Regions from separate parts of the Homo sapiens genome. Here region 1 is linked to region 2. A link is a loop called in an ENCODE intact Hi-C map of the cell type or tissue named here. Cell type or tissue: K562. All regions are shown on one strand. Each heading gives the region's core, and the rest is flanking DNA. Links, peaks and the distances in the headings are about the cores only.

The links. A loop is a pair of places that touch in the nucleus more often than their neighbours do. Peaks named below come from ENCODE experiments on the same cell type or tissue, not always from the same donor. Only the 100,000 strongest peaks of a DNase experiment are listed, where the experiment ranks them.
Region 1: a loop joins it to region 2, with 12 times the contacts of the local background. A loop is called at or near these places in 11 of 110 quality-filtered maps.

What each region holds. Positions count from the first base shown.
Region 1 is chr1:5,618,790-5,623,175 of GRCh38, forward strand. No RefSeq gene overlaps it. Among named protein-coding and RNA genes, the nearest start is that of MIR4689, 240 kb to the right of the region's middle. In K562, for the core only: a CTCF peak has its summit at 2,436; a DNase peak (open chromatin) is centred at 2,412; H3K27me3 peaks cover 1,165 bases.
Region 2 is chr1:5,507,272-5,511,657 of GRCh38, forward strand. No RefSeq gene overlaps it. Among named protein-coding and RNA genes, the nearest start is that of MIR4689, 350 kb to the right of the region's middle. In K562, for the core only: a CTCF peak has its summit at 2,784 (motif pointing right); a DNase peak (open chromatin) is centred at 2,810; H3K27me3 peaks cover 891 bases.

The DNA of each region.
Region 1 (4,386 bases), core at 244-4,243, 110 kb after region 2:
AGAGACTGAAGCAGGATGAAGAAGTGAGCATCTCAGACATCCAGGTCATGAGGGTGCAGGCTGAGGAGCTGTCCCTCCAAAGGCCCTGATGGGGAGGGGGTCCAGATGGCTTGAGAGGCAAGGGAGGGGTCAGTAGGACAGAAGTTGGGCTGAGCAGGGAGGGTTATGAGAGGTGACTCCAAGAGCCGCAGGAGAAGCGGGGTGCTGTGTGGGGTCTTGAGGCCCTTGGAAGGTTTGGGCTTTTCTCTAAGTCAATTGGAGATTTATAAGTTTCCTGCGAATACTGTAACAAATTGCCACAAACCAGATGGCTTAAAATAACAGCAATGTACTGTCATTGTTGTGGAGGCCAGAGGTCCAAACTAAAGTACCGGAAGGCCATGCCCCCCAGGTGGACCTGGGGAAGAATCTTTCTCTGCCTCTGCCAGCTCTGGTGGCTCCAGCAACTCTTGGCCTTCCTGGGCTTGTAGACATCTCACTCCAGGCTCAGCCTTCCTCTTCACGTGGCCTTCTCTCTGCATCTGTGTCTTCTAAAGATGCCAGTTATTAGATTCTGGGCCCACCCTAATCCAGTGTGTTTGTATCTCAATCATGAACTAATTGCATCTATAATGCCCTTATGTCCAAATAAAGTCATATGCTGAGGTTCTATGTAGGGTTAAAAAACTCTTCCATGATACTTGTTAAAGTACAGTAAGGAAGAGTTCACTGAGGACCATTGAGATAGGCACAGGGATCACAGCAATAGGATTTGCAGTGGGAGAAAGAGATTGGGCTCCACTCTGAACACAGCCCAGGCAGGGGAGGATTTATAGCCAAAGAGCAGGGCGGGGTCCATGGATGGAAAACTGCTAAGAGGAAACATTAGAGGTAAGGGGGATTCTGGCTAAACCCACCTAATAGGATTCTTGCTCAAGGCAGGCCAGGGTGACCAGATATTGCTGGGGCATGATGGAGAGTGAGGAACTCCATCAGACATAGTTGAGGTGGTCAGATATCAAGGTGTAGGGGGCTTTTGTTAAACTGACACAGCATGGTTCTTTGCTAAAACTGGATTTTACAAGAAAGTGTACAGAGGGGCCTAGGAGATGGTTCGGGGACCTGGCTAAAGTTTGGTCAAGCAAAGAATCTATGTCGGTGGACATGAATTTGAGAGGGACATTACATTAATCCACTACAGGGAGCCACAGGAGGGCTTTGGGGACAGGCAGGACATGAGCTGACTTGGGTTTTAGAAGGATCCCTCTGGCTGCTGCAGAACAAGCATGGAAGCAGAGAGGCAGAAGTTCAGACACTGCTGCAGTGACCCAGACAAGGGAGGGTGCAGCCTGGGCGGGGCGCTCGCCATGGAAGTGGGAGAAACAGTTGGATTCTAGCACAAACTTGAAGGCAGAAACAAGAAGGCTTGCTAATGTGCGGGACTCCTTCACCTGCTAGCCAGGCTCCCCCAGACCCTCCCCCAGACCCATTTCTGTGCTTTAGTTTCAAATTATCCCCCGCTGCAGCCTGGCCCTCCTCCATGTATATTGTAATGCCCTTAGCCCTGACCCATCTTCAGGCTGCTGTGGTCTGGGAGAGCTATTTCCAGCCACAACGGCCTGTGGCCCACATGGCCCCAACCCCTCACTCTCTTTGGGGTGTGTGTGGTGGTGGTGGGGTGGGGGACAGCTTCTATTGGTCAGGCCAAGGCAAAAAAAAAAAAAAAAAGCGGATGTGACTCTTAAGACTAGATTGAAGTGCTGGTCCCTGAGCCCAGGCCACTGTTGCCTTTTCTGGCATGGTGCAGAGAACAGTCAGTCATAGGTGCACATGGTAGCCCCCTGGTGGGGACAGTGGTCCCTCTGCATCTTCTAAGCCCCCATGGTAGCTTCATTCCTGATACTTCATGTCCCCTAAAGAGTCATGGGGCATAGGGCAGAAAATATTGCATAAAAACGCCTTCCTCTGGGCCCCTTCAAATGTCGCAAACTGTGGAAGATGTGTTCATTAGAGGCCACTAAGGAGCCCTGAATAAGCATAGTTCCTGCCCCACTGCAGAGGGTTTTGATCAGGAGCTGCACCTGGTAAGGAACAGAACGTCCTCTTGAGAAAAACACTGGATTTATTTTAAGGAAAATCAGCTTTAAAGCAATCACTGACACCATGGAGACCATCTGTGTTCCAGAGGTAGGCATAGAGTGATTAGGGGGAGACATAACAGGCAGGACCCCCCCCGAGTAAGGCAGCTTCCTAAATATTCAATCCCGGGGTTCAGGTGAGGACTAGGGAGAGCCTGTTTCATTCCTTCTATTTTGCATGTCTCTCCAGGGTAGACTGAGCCAGATCCTCAATGCTGGGAGCTGACCAGCATGCAGTCAGTGCTGAGGCTGAATTCATTTGATCTGAGCCCAATGTCAAAGCAAGGGGAGAGGGGGCAGCCTTTGGGAGCTGCACTCCCTCTGCTGGGCCACCTAGGGAAATTCAGGAAAGGCCCTCCCACCTCCAACCAACCTCCAACAATGAAAATTCTCTTGCGATTTTCAAGACTCTCAATTAGAACTGAATTTCCTACTTCTAGCCCAGATGTGAGGGCTGAGTGAGGGTGTCTGGAAAATGGGCATCTGAACCTCATCACTCACAGGCTGACGAGGGAGCAGCTCCAGAGACTCAAGAAGTAGCCCCAAGCCAGGCAAGGTGGCTCACGCCTGTAATCCCAGCACTTTGGGCGGCCGAGGTGGGCAGATCACCTGAGGTCAGGAGTTCAAGACCAGCCTGACCAACATGGTGAAACCTCGTCTCTACTAAAAATACAAAAATTAACCGGGCATGGTGGCACCCACCTGTAATCCCAGCTACTCAGGAGGCTGAGGCAGGAAAATCACTTGAACCCAGAAGGTGAAGGTTGCAGTGAGCCAAGATCACGTCACTGCACGTCACTGCACTCCAGCTATATGACTGGAAGAAGAAGTAGCCTTGGGAGAGGATCCTGCAGCAGGTCTCCTGCTATCTTCCACTCTAACGGGAGTGGGGCCACACTTGCTGCCAGGCGGCCTGGCCAAGAATTAGATGCCCTGGCCGAACCCGCTGGGTGTGGGGCATTATGAGCCTCTTCTCTCTGGTACAGCATCCATGGGCATCGTTGGGCAGGGGCCAGGTTCCTCTACAGGTTCTTGGTGATGTACATGTGGGCACAGGCCCTGTTCACCACAAGAACCCAGAGTAGAGATGTTTGTGGTTTCTCATCTCAGCAGACAATGAATTTCAAACCCTGTCTTCACGTCCAGGTCTCTAGGGGAGGCAAAGGACGCCCAGAATCCTCTCATTGCTGTGGACAGTCAAGACCTCACCTAAAAGAATGATACTGACTTTTCCCACATGCTACTTGGGAAGGAAGGGAACAATCATGGTTTTTTGTTTAGTATTTTTTCAGATGTCTGTGACTATATACATATTTGTACCATTTGTCTTAAATTCCTTTTGGAACAAGACTGGGTTTAAATAAATAGCAAAATAATAATATATGCATATAGTTAGAATCATAGGCTACTTATATTTTAATCCTCCTTTCACGTAACATTGTAGCATAAGTGTTTCCCCACATTATTGTAGATTCCCAAGTCTCATTTTTAATAACTGTTATGTTTTTTCAAGGACGGTAATTTACCAAAGTTTTTTCCTGTAGTTGGTCACTTATTTCCAGTGTTCCTGGGTTGTAAATGTTTCAGGGAACATATGGACCAAATTATTAATCGTCAAAGCACTCACATTTCCTGTTTATACAGCCTTGTGCAACAGGGGTTGCAGAATGAGGAGCTGGCATCATCGCTGTCCTTGAGGAATTTGCTATTTATGGGGTGGAGAGAGAGGGTGATACATATTAAACAATGATGGGGCAATGCAACAGCACATATAAATACAGGGAAAGGTGGTGGTGCTAGAAAAGACTTTAAACATACAAATAAAAATATTTTAAATGGTAGTGCCAACCGTAAGTCAAAGCGCGCGTGTGTGTGTGTGTTCCAGAGAAAAAATGTGTGTGTGTATGTGTGTGTGTTTTCCAGAGAAAAATCGAGAGACATTGACTTGTCGTAAACGTTAGTAACAATAGAGCCACTGAAAAGACATTCCTGACCACACTTTGTGGCGTTGCGAGGAACTGGATCCAAGATGCGCTGTTTGTGTTAAGCTTCTGGCAGCCAGGAAGGCCTGGAAGAGACAGAGGAAGATCAGGTGTGGTCCCATGGAGAGAGAAGAGCCAGAGAAACCAAGGCTCTCTCTGCACCTGTGTCTGATCCCCTAAGAAGTTGTCTGACCCGGTGAAGATGGTGGAGGTGTTTATCAGCAGATACAGACTCGCTCCCCTCATGGGGTCCCCACAGTGCAGGAGCTGGTCCATATCTGCAAGCA
Region 2 (4,386 bases), core at 315-4,314:
CCTTCTGAAAGCTCAGAGCTGGGGTGGGACGTATGCCAGGCCGAGAGGGTCTGCACACCCGCCCCCAGGAGTGTGCATCTCTCGGTGGCTAATTCACTCGCATTGATGGATGGATTGCACGGTGTGCTTATTTACAATATTTACACTTAGGGTGAGAGGAACGTTCTGGCATGGAGCCATTTATCTCATTCTTTTTGGAAGCTCTTCCTCTTTTTCGCTAATGGGAGTATCACTCACTAGATAATACCCAGCCTCGCTTGGCCAGCTCAGCAACTTTCCACGAAGAAGGCTCACGCGCTCCACCTAAGCCCGTGCCGCACCAGCCCAGAGTGCGGGGCAGGCATGGCGTCTGTCAGGCAGAACTTGCTGCCCACACCCCACTGCAGGCTCCATGTGGGGTCTGGGTGGCCCCGGTCTCTCACCAGCTCTGGTGGGAGAGTGTTCCGAGCCTGACATTGGGCAGCCCATCCACTCTCTCCACCGTGGGCTTCCCGGGGTTCCATGCCATCATGGTAACTGGTGTTGTCAAGTATCTGTCCCTGCCAGAATCCATGTTAAAATGTAATCCCCAATGTTGGAGGTGGGGCCTGGTGGGAGGTGTTTGGTCATGGAGGTGGATCCCTCCTGAATGGTTTGGTGCCGTCCTCATGGTAGTGAGATCTCCCGAGATCTGGTTGTTTGTCAGTGTGCGGTAGCCAGGTGCGGTGGCTCACTCCTGTAATCCCAGCACTTGGGAGGCCAAGACAGGTGGATTACTTGAGCGCAGGAATTTGAGAACAGCCTGGGCAACATGGCAAAACCCTGTCTCCACCAAAAAAAAATACAAAAATACAAAAATTAGCCAAGCATGGTGGTGCATGCCTGTAGTCCCAGCTACTGGGGAGGCTGAGGTGGAAGGATCACTCACTTGAGCCCAGGAGGTGGAGGCTGCAGTGAGCCACGGTCATGCCACTACACTCCAGCCCAGGTGACAGAGCAGCACTCTGTATCAAAAAAAAATAAGTGTCTGGCACCTCCTCAACTGGCTCTTGTTCTCACTATGTGAGACTCCTGCTCCCCCTTCACCTTCTGCCATGAGTAAAAGCTTCCCAATGCCTCCCCAGAAGCCAAACGGATGCCGGCATCATGCTTCCTGTGAAGCCTGCAGAACTGCGAGCCAATTTAAACTTCCCTTCTTGGTAAATTCCCCAGCCCCAGGCATTTCTTTATAACAATGCAAGAATGGCCTAACCCAGGAACAAAGGGGACCCTGAGGCCGCTGGACAGAACCTGGCCAAGGTGGTGGACAAAGTCAGGGTCAACCTGGGACCACACAGTGGATCTTAGGCTCACTTGCCTCAGGCTTTGATGTCCTGCCTGAATCCTACCTGGGGAACGTGGCCTTGACCTTTGCCTTTTGTGTATTCTGAGACGGGGGCTGGGCAAGGTGCAGTTGGAGGACACAGCAGGACACTCCTTGGATGCCCCCACCTCCCCACCCCTGAGCCCTGCTCTCTGTCCGTTTAGGGTCCTGGCATGGCCATGCACACAGGTGCACCCCTGCCCAAACCACGCCCAAGGTGCCTCAGCACCAACCCAAGACCCTGCCCCAAGAGGGCTGACTCTGCCTGTGACCCAAGGGTATCTGTTTCTCTCCTGGGGCTTCAGTTTCCCCCAGATGAAAGGGGTGAGCTACTTAGTGATTCCCAACCTTGGCTGCACATTGGAATTTCCTGACAAGCTTTTAAAATTCCTGGTGCCTGACCACGCCACTGACGGCGGCATTGCCTCCCCAGGTGGGGACCCAGACCTCTGCATGTTCATGTCTCCCCAGGTGACTCCAACCCCAGCCAGAGGTGAGATCCAGCAACCTGTATCAGCGGTTCTCAGCGTGGGATCCTGGGACAGCAACAGCAGCCAGGTTGACAGGCCAACTCTGCAGCCTCCGCCCCACACCTGCTGAGTCAGAAACTCTGGCTGTGGGTGCAGCAGTCTGGGATTTTACCGGCCCTGCGAGGGATTCAGCCTCCAGCATCCCGGTGCGCTTTCAGCTGTGACCCACCTGAGTGCCGTGCAGACAGTGCTGGGAAGATCCTGGCTCCAGGGCCCACTAAGCTTCACTTGACCCTTAGAGGCCCTGCTCTTCATCTGTGAAGCCCCTAAAGATGCTCTTTCCCAGGCACCTTGTAAGGAAATAAACAAGGTCAAGTCCACCAAGTGCTAAGCATCCCAGGCCTTAGCAGAATCTTTCTCCATGGGTTGACCTCGGTGTTGACAATGTCATCAGGCACCGAACAGGCAGTCACAATTCAGAACCCTGCCCTCTTTTGCTTCTGGAGAAAGATGGAAGGAAAGGAAAGGGTTTTATCAAAGGGAAACAGAGACCAAGGATGAGTGTGTGGTGTCCGACAGGCAGGAGGATGAGGCCAGGAGGGGTGTCTTGGAGACTCCAGCGCATCTGGGCTGCCCCGAAGAGGGTACCTGGAGCGGAGCGACCAGGGGGATTGAGGACAGGGAGAGACAACTTGGGGACGGCAGAAGCTCCTGGAGGTGGGCACCCTGGATGGAGGAGGGAGGAGGGAGGAGGGAGGAGGGTCCACCTGCCTGCCGGCCTGGGGCTCCCTGGGCACGGGACTCTCCTGCACCAGCTCACTGGTAGCACAGACACGCATGGGAAGGGACCCATCCCCAATTCACTGTGATGAGTGCCCCTAAAACGACCCAGCCCGTGCGGTTCTGCGGGGTCACAGGTACAGCCTCCTGGGGTCCCCGAGGACAGGGGAGCCTGCAGTGTGCAGAACTGGCCACCAGGTGGCAGCAACACCGTCTCCCCAGGGGTTACTTTGTTACAACTTCGGGAGGATGGAAGGGAGCAGGTGGTTGCAAGGAAGCAGCCCCAGAGAGCTGGAAGGAGGGTACTCTGCCCTGTGAACCACATCAGGGGACGTCCAGTGAATCCCAGCAGACCCAGAAGCCAGACCCCCAAGTATGCCTGTCCAATCTCTGCCCTACAGCCCAGCATTTTCCCCCAACCCGTTTCTCTCCCCAACCAGGTTTAAGGAAGCTTTGCAAATTCCTCAGGACCTGCAAGTTTCTGAGAACGAAATTTTGTGTTTTTATTCAACGAGTCTAAAATACATCCTGCCAGCTCTAGAGGCAAAAACTTTCGCAGAGGTCATTTACCAGGGAAAACGATCTTCCTCAATAAAGGCCTTTGCTTAATCATTACTCCATAAACTGAACTCTGAGGGCTTCAGAGATATTCTCTAGGGTTCAAGAGGAATGGTTTCCTCCAGAGAGATCCATGCATGTACCCAGGTTTGATAAACATCGGGAAAAAGGCAATCGTCATCATAGCTACCTTTTACTCAGTGCTCACCACGTGGCAGGCTCTCTTCTCCATGGAACCCTCAGAAAGAGCCCGGGAGGTGGGTGCCGGTATCACCTCCACTCTGCAGATGAGCAGACTGAGGAAGGAGAAGCCAGCAATGGCAGGGTGGGGATTTGGGCAGGGCGGCCTGACCCATAGCTCCTTCTTAACCTTGGGACCATACTTCTTCCCTCTGGCATCCTGGGACTCCTGTTCTCACCTTTCTCATCCCCTCCTTCCTCCTCACAAGTGGAACTGGGGTGAGGAGCTCCCTCACTGCACAGATTTCCTTATGGAGAGGCAAGACCTGACTCCAGCCTTGTGCTTACGACTGACCATGGCTTAAAGGGCTCTCCCTGCTGGGGACGCATTTCCTTTCCCTGCTTGGCAGTAGCCATGCAGGGCTGATTAGAGCCTCTGCCAAGGGACCACAGCTAACATGGACATTTGATCTCGCTTCCTCCGGAACATAGAGCAAGCCCACAGCAAGGGTCAGTCATCCTGGCTCCCGAGGAAATGTGCACAGAACAGCTCCTTGGCCAGTGTGCTGCCCAGGACTCCAGAGCACCTGGGAGGTGTCCCCGGCCCAGAGGGGATGGGAAAAGGTGGAGAGAGTGGTGGGACGGAGGGGTCCAGGAGCCTGCAAGCTGAGCACCCTAAAGCCTGGCATATCTGCCCGATGTCGAGGGCCCTGATTTTCATACGGGACTGGCTCCTCCGTGACTCAGGCAGCCTATGAGTCCCCATAAATGTGCCCTGTGTGGAATCCAGGACATAATTGTGCGTCTTAGGCAAACAGGGAGAGCTGAGAGACAGGAAACACGGAGCTGATGGGCCACAGAAGGGAAATGAACAGAGAGAATCAACCCAGCTTGAAACAAAAACACATTCCCAAGAGTGGATCTGCAGACTGGTGTCGCAGTGCAAGGCTGGGTGTTGCCCTTGTGTGCCCACACATCACCCTCCTTCAGGAGTGGCAAAAGCACATGAGGCAGAGGCTGTGTGTGTGCGCATGTGTGTGTGAGAGAGAGAGAGAG